Linked DNA regions of Homo sapiens: region 1 is linked to region 2. The links are chromatin contacts, found by Hi-C in ENCODE. All regions are on one chromosome and are shown on one strand. The core of a region is the stretch at or near the end of the contact, and the rest is flanking DNA. Distances in the headings are between cores, read along the strand shown.

What was found. Hi-C counts contacts between places; a loop is a spot of excess contacts on that map. Pooled maps may share reads with other maps.
Region 1: a loop to region 2 is called in a pooled map, with 15 times the contacts of the local background. The contact joins the promoter of LINC01560 here to the promoter of OTUD5 in region 2. A Hi-C loop is called at or near these places in 6 of 50 pooled maps.

Annotation. Positions count from the first base shown.
Region 1 is chrX:47,481,389-47,485,386 of GRCh38, forward strand. LINC01560 (long intergenic non-protein coding RNA 1560) reads left to right here and starts at 1,328. Exons shown (of 1, transcript NR_126059.1): 1 at 1,328-3,839. ZNF41 (zinc finger protein 41) reads right to left here and starts at 1,834. Exons shown (of 5, transcript NM_001324144.2): 1 at 1,707-1,834. RefSeq lists an enhancer at 1,269-1,568 and a silencer at 1,559-1,848.
Region 2 is chrX:48,956,128-48,960,062 of GRCh38, forward strand. It overlaps OTUD5 (OTU deubiquitinase 5), which reads right to left and starts at 1,480. Exons shown (of 9, transcript NM_001136157.2): 1 at 850-1,480. The coding sequence starts at 1,443. It also overlaps the pseudogene RNU6-722P. RefSeq lists silencers at 1,097-1,156, 1,527-1,576, 1,777-1,936 and an enhancer at 2,037-2,226.

The sequences.
Region 1 (3,998 bases), core at 78-2,577, 1.5 Mb before region 2:
ATGGTTTCACTGCACTCCAGCCTAGGCAACAGAGAGAGATTCTTGTATCTTTAAAACAAAAATCAGCCTGGGCAACATAGTGAGACCCCGTGTCTACACAAAATAAAAAATTAGTGGGTGTGGCAGCACATGCCTATAGTTCCAGCTACTTGGGAGGCTAAGTTGGGAGGATCGACTGAGCACAGGAGGTTGAGGCTGCAGTGAGCCATGATCGTGCCACTGCACTCCATCTCTGGGCGACAGAGTGAGACCCTGTCTCAAAACAAAATAAAACCGAACAGCAGCAACCACAACAAAACATGTGACACGGAGCTAAAGTGTTCTTAGAGAAAAATTTATAAACTGAATGTTTATATTATAAAATAAAATGACTGGATAGTAAGATAAGCATTAAATTCAGGACTTTAAAAATGAGAACAAAATTAAAAAACAGAAAAGAAATAACGAAGTTAAGGGCAGATATTAATGACAGAGAAACAAAGATACAGGAGGACCAACAAAGTCAAAAGTAGGTTTTGAAATAACCTCATCTCAGACCTAAAGACCACCTATCACTGACCCCAGGAAGCTGCATATCTGATTCCACAGCCCCCCATCACTAGTCCCAAAGAAACGCATCACTCACCCAGCAGGAACCTTGGTCAATCACCCAATAAACCCCATCCCACACCTCACAGACCTCCAGTAGTCACCCCGCACAGCCCTTTCTTACCCCCACGGACTTCTCATCACTCATCTCACATATACCTTATCACTCACCCTAGAGACCCTGTATCACTCACCCCACAGACCCCCTTATTATTCACTCCGGTGTCCCCAACACTCATCCCACAGGCTACCCATCAACTTTCTCTAGTGACCCATCACTCACCCACAAACCCCAATCACTCATTCTGCACCTCCCTATAAATGACCCCAGAGAAGCCTCCTTACTCATCCTACTGAGCATCTTCGAGTACAAAATCCATGTCATAACATCCCCATAATTATCTTAATGCTTGATCCATGTCATAACATCTCCATATTTATCTCAATGCTTAAGTGGCCCTAAGTCCGTCTGTTAAACTCACTCCCAGAGCCTTAAGTCCTGAAAACTGCTTCGAGGAACCCCGGCGCTTCTGGACTTGATCTGCACATGCTTAGTGTCAGCTCCGAAGCGGCCGCTCGCCCACAATTACACCTGGTGGGTGCCCTTACACCGCGCCGGTGCGTGCGTGCGCGTGCGCGTGTGCGTCGAAGGAGAGGCGGGCTTTCCAATTTCCTTCAGTGACTCTCAGGCAAGGAACATGGCTGTCTCCTTGGGAGTGTCTCTACGGGAGCCGCCATCTTGGAAGGGCGGTCATTTCTGCCGCGGAGCCCGCGGTCCCCTACTCGATATACCCCTGTGGGATTTTCCAGTGGCCGAGGCACTGGGCCATGGAATGTACCACCAGGCTTCTCCCCTCCGCCGCAGCCTCTAGGAGTTAGTCACCTCCGAGGCCCCGGCGGGCGAGGCGCTTTGCCTCTTCCGCCCTCAGGGTGCCCTCGGCCTCAGGCCGTCCCTACCGGGGAGCCTCCGCCTCTTTAAATATCGCCCAGCCCCCACCCCCAGGAGCAGGTCGCGAGACGCACCCGCCCCCGCCCCTGCCGCCGCACTGCTCTGTGGGACGCGGCGACCCCTCTCCCGCGGCGGCCGGGACCCCGCGCCCACCGCGTCTGGAGCCCACCTGGCGGCCCCACTGGCTACATTTCCGACCTGGACCCCGGCCGGCTGCGGGAAACACTCGGCGTCTCGGCTGTCACCGAACCTGTGCAGTTGCCGCGGGGGGAGTCGTGCGTGTCAGATTTAGGCCAGGAAGCGGAAGTCGCCAGCAGCGAGAGTTTAACCTCTGTGGGCGCAGAGGGTTGCGGGGATTCAGCGCCCGGGACCGTGGATCTGTGCAGGGAGTCATAGGTGTGTGTGACATCAGTGGTGGAACATTTTGGCTCGTTTTCACAATTCAGTCATTATCCTTTCTGCTTTCCTCCTGGAAGCATTAAGGTTGAAGTTTTCTTCTAAAGATCAAAGTTTTGATTTGTTATATTAGTTCGGATTTGTTTGATTTTTGTTTGTGTTCGGTTTCAAGTGCTGATTTGTAACTTTTCTCCCCCCCCCACACACGCCTTTTGACCCCTGAATTATTTAAAAGTCCATTGTTGGAGTGGCAAACATCCTCCGAGACTCAAAGGGCAAGGCCATGGGCGCTTTATTCCGGCTGCTGCTCCAGGAACGTGGGAAAGCAGCGGAGTTTTATTCTAGGGGAAGGAAACAAAGGCGGCCGAGTGCCAGCTGCACGTTTGGTGGGATTTGGTCATCAGGGGTGGACATGCTGCCCAATGGAGCTGTCGGCAGTTTGACCCAGCTTGGTCCGTCGCGTCCTGTTCTAGGAATCGATTATTCAAAGAAGGAATTTAGAGGGACTGCAGAAAATGTTACAGGTCTTAACACCATTTTGCATTTCCGCAAACGAACAAGAAGTTAATCCCTGTGTTAGTGATTTCTAAGCCCATTTGCCTTGTGGCCCAAGAACGTTGAGTTTGAAATTTGATGAAACTTGCCTTAAGGCTCAAGTACGAGGCCAGCTTTCAAAAATGGTTTTGTGCCTTGATTGAAAACACTGTATCTTCTAGTTGTTGGATTTATCGTACTCTGCGGCTCTATTGGTTCAAGCTTGTGCGTTGGGCCTTTTAAAATGTGTGTTTCCTGATAATTCCCTTCAGCTTGTCAACTGGGGGTGATGTGGCAGGGAGAAAGAGAGAGAGGAGAGAGAGAGACTGTACTGGCAGGTTTTCCTTGTGCTATTCAATTTTTGCTTCCTATGTTTTGAAGTTTTATTATTAACTGCAGGTTTCATTACTGAATAGATATAGCCAAATTCCTTCCCCCAAAAGATTATAAAGTTTCCTAGTCCTACCAGCAAAATCATTAAGTTCATTAAGGCAAATCCCCTCCAGCGCTGGATGTTGATGCTGTCTTTAATTTTGTATTTTTCTGACTACTTTGTGCAATTGAGGATTGTTTTGGTCTATTGGCCATTTGGCTTTTCTCTTTTGCAAATGTTCATATCCTTTGTCCAGTTTTCTTTAGGGTGATTTTTCCTTTTCGTATCAATTTGTAAACAGTGTACAAATTACATTGTACATTAGGGATATTAACAGTCTGTCAGTTACACTGTACATTAGGGATATTACATTAGAGATATTAACATCTTTGTCCATTAAGGATATTAACCATCTGTCAGTTACATTGCAGTATTTTTCCCTAAACTCTTTTTGTCTTTTGCATTTTATGTTTTTTTAAATGTGCAATTAGAAAAATTTTATATGGGCTGGGCACAGTAATCCCAGCACCCATCTCTACTAAAAATAAAAAAAAAAATAGCCAGGCGTGGTATCTCAACTAAAAAAAAAAAAAAAAATTGCCGGGCATGGTGTTGGGCGCTTGTAATCCCAGCTACTCGGGAGGTTGAGGCAGGAGAATCGCTTGAACTTGGGAAGTGGAGATTGCAGTGAGCTGAGCTCGGGCCACTGCACTCCAGCCTGGGTGATAGAGCAAGACTTCATCTCAAAAAAAAAAAAGAAAGAAAAATTGTATGTGTAATATGTAACTAGTGAAATGTAGCCTCTGATCAGATATGTCTAAACTTTCTTTTATGGCTTTTGTATATCCCATCTTGCCTAGTTTCACTTCCCTATTCCAGATAGAAAGATAATCTTAACATGTATTTCAGTGTTTTTATTGCTTTAATTTTTTCTACTTTAATCTAGTTGGAATTTACTCTGGTATATGGTATGAAATCAAGATCAAGCTTGAACAAGAAGCCTGTGTCACACTTTTTTCTGTGTCAAATAAAAAGAGACTTTAATTAGAAAGACAGACTATTGCAAAAGGGAGAATGCTCCCATCTCAGAAACCTGAGAGCATCTTGAAACCAAACAGAAAAAGGCTTTTCTTGTAGAGGGTAAGGAGGCAGGCAGAG
Region 2 (3,935 bases), core at 230-2,729:
AGGTAGGTCTCAGGCCACTGATAGGAAATGCAGACCTTTGTCACTCAGAAAGGAGATAAGTAAAGCTGCTGGTCATTGGGTGTTGGTTTTGGTCCCTGTCCCCAAGGGCAAGGGAATCATATCTCCCTGTGAAAAGTCTTACATCCCTGGAAAAAGCTTAGAAGATCCCTATCCTTAAAGGGGGCGTGTGTGTGTGTGTGTGTGTCAGGACCTTGATTCTAGAAGCAGGACTCTCAGGCCCCTGAAGACAGACTTAGGACCCTTGAGGTCTCAGGTCTGGCTATTCAGTGGTCCTGTGCAGTGTTACCCAGCGAAGCGGGAGAGGATTGTCCTATATGCAGAGTGTCTCAGACTCTTGAAAGGGCTTAGGCTCCTTGGGGATGTTCAGCCCCGATCTCCGAGGTCTCCACCTTATTTGACTTTCCTGGAAGGGGAATCTCAAACTTCTATCCCAGAGGAAAAGAGCTCTTAAGCCACTGAACACATACCTAAGTCTCTTGGGAGACCTGAGACTCCTACTCAAGAGGGGCGCGATCCTACCTGTATCTCTTGGAGAATTCCCACCTATTGGCCCTATATGATGAGGTCCCAGGGACTGGAATGACGACTATAGACCTTAAAAGAGACCTCGGATCTTTAAGTCTGACACCTTACCGTAGGCCTCTAGCCCCAAAATCCTGGAGGGGAGGAAAGAAGGTGTCTCACATCCCTACCGCCAGAGAAGACTGTCAGGCCCAGTGAAAACGCCTAGATCCCTTGGGGCGATCTCAAACAGCCTTCCTTGAGTCCCTTCACAGTCTGGGGGTCCCATCTGCCGTGGCCGCTCACCCCTCACCCCACAGCTCTTACCTGCTCGACAGTGGCAGGGTCCATAGCCTCGATGCGTGCTGCAGCCGCCTCATACTCGTCCTCACTGTTGTAGCCTGCGCCGACCTCCTCACGCTCGGGACTGCCCCCGCCAACCGCGCCAACCCCGGGAGCTTGACGTCGCCGCTTGCTGTGCCCAGGCCCGGAGCAGCAGCCGCCCACGCCTACGGCACCACCCACACCCACCACCACGCCCGCGGCACCCACACCCGCCGCCGCTGCGCCCAGCGCGTCGCCGGGACCGCCGCCGGGACCACCTGGGCCCCCGCAAGGAGGTGGAGAAGCCTGTTGTGGCCGGGGACCCGCCACTGCACCAGGCGGCACGGCCAGCGCCCAGCGATGAAGAGCGCCCGGCGGTCCTGGTAGCGGGCCTTGAGGCGGTGGCGAAGCTCGCGGACGGGCCCCCACGACGCCGGAGTCACGGTCGCGATCGCCGCCGCCCACGCCCGTGCCGCCGCCGCCCACGCCCACACCTCCGCCGCGCCGCGGCGCCGGGGGCATCGGCCCGGGCGGCGGCGGCTCGTTGGCGGGGTCGGCGTCGGGAGGCGGCGGCTTCTTTTTGGGGAGTATAGTCATGGCTGCACTGCCGAGTACCCCCCAACAAACCCGGCGCGGGGCACGCCGGGAGAGAACCCGGATGAGGGGGCTAGTGTAGTGCGCGAGGCACGACGGGAACGGCGAGACCCGGATAAAGGGATCGCGGCACCGGTTCGAGAACCCTCGGCGGCGGAGGAGGCGGCGGCGGCGGCGGCGGCGGTGGCGGCGCGCGGGTCACGCCGAGAGGAGAACCCGGATGTAAAGTCCAAGATGAAGGCAGTGCGGCGAGTTTGTCTTAGCCTTCTCTCCAAGTCCAGCAAGTTTATTGCTACGCTTGTTCCGGCCTTCTGCTTCAAAGGAAACAGAACCAAAACAAGCACCTCTTCGCTCCGCCCCCTCGCAGGTTCTTGCACTACCGGGTGGGGCCCCGGGGCGCTGCGCACGCGCGCCAGGGCACAGCCCCGCCCCTTACTCGGAAGTACGTGGGCAAAATCGCCGCCGCCGCCGCCACAACAATTGCAACACCAACCAATTGAGCAGCTGCGTGGGACCTCGACGACGCCCACGGGCCAATCACAGGCGAGTGCTCGCCCTCCGGTGCCCTCCGTCTCAAATTTCAGTCAAAGTCGACACCCTGGTTCCCAGCCTTTCTCCCCGTCAGTTCCGTCTTGCTCTTCACTTTTCTCCCCGAAGCTCTGACCTGCAGGCGTCGGTACTGCGGACGGACAGCGTGGCCTGTCCCACGTACGACAGGAAAAACACCTCCCCTCCAGGATTCCAACTTGAACGCTGTCAGCCGGAATGACTGGAAAACATCAACACTCCCGGGAGCATAGCTGGCCCCTGTAGCGTCACTTCCGGTCCCACCCACCTACAAATACCCTTCCGGGGGAGGCGGACACCGCTTCGCCCCGGCAACAGCCTGAGTTCTGCGGTGATTGGTTAAGAGACGCCGTCACTCGCGGCATACCGACCAACCTTGGGACAGACAGGCGCCGTGGGGACAGTGGTTGTTTGGGAAACAGACACGCCTTCTCTGGCACCACAGCACTCTCGGCCTCGCGTTGACCTCCCCGCCCCTATGGCTAGTGCGCAGGCGCGGCCCAGCCTTTTTTTTTTTTTTTTTTTTTTTTTTTCCTAATTGAGACAGGGGTCTCACTCTGTCGCCCAGGTTGGAATGCAGTGGCGCGATCATAGCTCACTGCAAACTCCAACTCCCAGGTTCAAGCGATCCTCCCGCCTCAGCCTCCCGAATAGCTGGGACCACAGGCGCGCACCACTACGACCGGCTAATTTTTTTTTCACTTTTTTGTAGGGACAAAGTCTCACTATGTTGCCCAGGCTGATCTCCAGCTCCCGGGCTCAAGCGATCCTCCCGCCTCGGCTTCCCAGAGTGCTGGGATTACAGGCGTTAGTCACCGCGCCTGGCCAAGCCCAGCCTTTTTCTAAAACTGAGTTTGCTTGGGTCGATCGAGGTTTATGAAAGCTCTGTCACCAGTCAGCGTCTCAAAATGGGGTTGGCAGAATCCCTGCTATTGAGTAGCTGGAGAGCTACACGCTAATCCTAGCTCTGCCCTTCCTGTCTGAGTGATCTTTGTCAGTCATTTAAAACCCACCCCGTCCTCAATTTTTGTTGTTGTTGTTTACTTTTTTATAGAACGCTTCACGTATTTGCGTGTCATCCTTTCGCATAGTGCCATGCTAATCTCTGTATCGTTCTAATTTTAGTATATGTGGTGCGAAGTGAGCACCCATCCTTAATTTCTATTCTATAAATTGGCAATAATTCTAATCCGAGGATCAGAGATTAATGCTTGTGAAGGGCCTGGTGCTGTGCCCAGCACATAGGAAGTGTTCAATAAAGTAGTCTGCATGGTGGTGCAGTGGAAGGATCCCAGGCTTTGGAGCCAGAAAGACCTCAGTTCCAGGCACAGATGGACCATTACCAACTGTATGACCTTGAGCAAGTCATTGTGTCACTTTTGAGATTACCCATGTGTAAAACAGGAATGATAATACCTGCCCAGACTACCTCAGGGAATGGTTATGGGGTTCAGATGAGCTGATGAACCAAGAAGGTATTTGGAGTTCACTTCCAGTCTTAGGAGACAAACCATACAACAGGTTGACTGAAAGAGACCATGGGAAAGCTGTTTTGAGTATAGCCTTGCCTCCCTTGAGATACTAACCCTAGTTGAAATTCTTCCCTGAAAGGTGTAAGTAATAAATGGGCTCTAAGTAGTGTTTTCTGCTCATGAGACTTAATAGGAGGGGACTTTCACGTTTACCGGGCCTGTTGTGTTCAGGGCTCTGTGCCAAATGCCTATGCACATTATCACATTGAATCTTCTCATGATCATCTCACTCCAGCCCCATATATTTCACTCACTACACATCTAAAACTGAACTCATGATAGCAATCATGGCTACCCTTCACCAAGTACTTACTATGTACCTAGCACTGAGTGCTGACAGCTCTGATGTTCCCTTTACCAGGGAATAGCACTCCCATCCAGCCGTCGTCCAAGCCA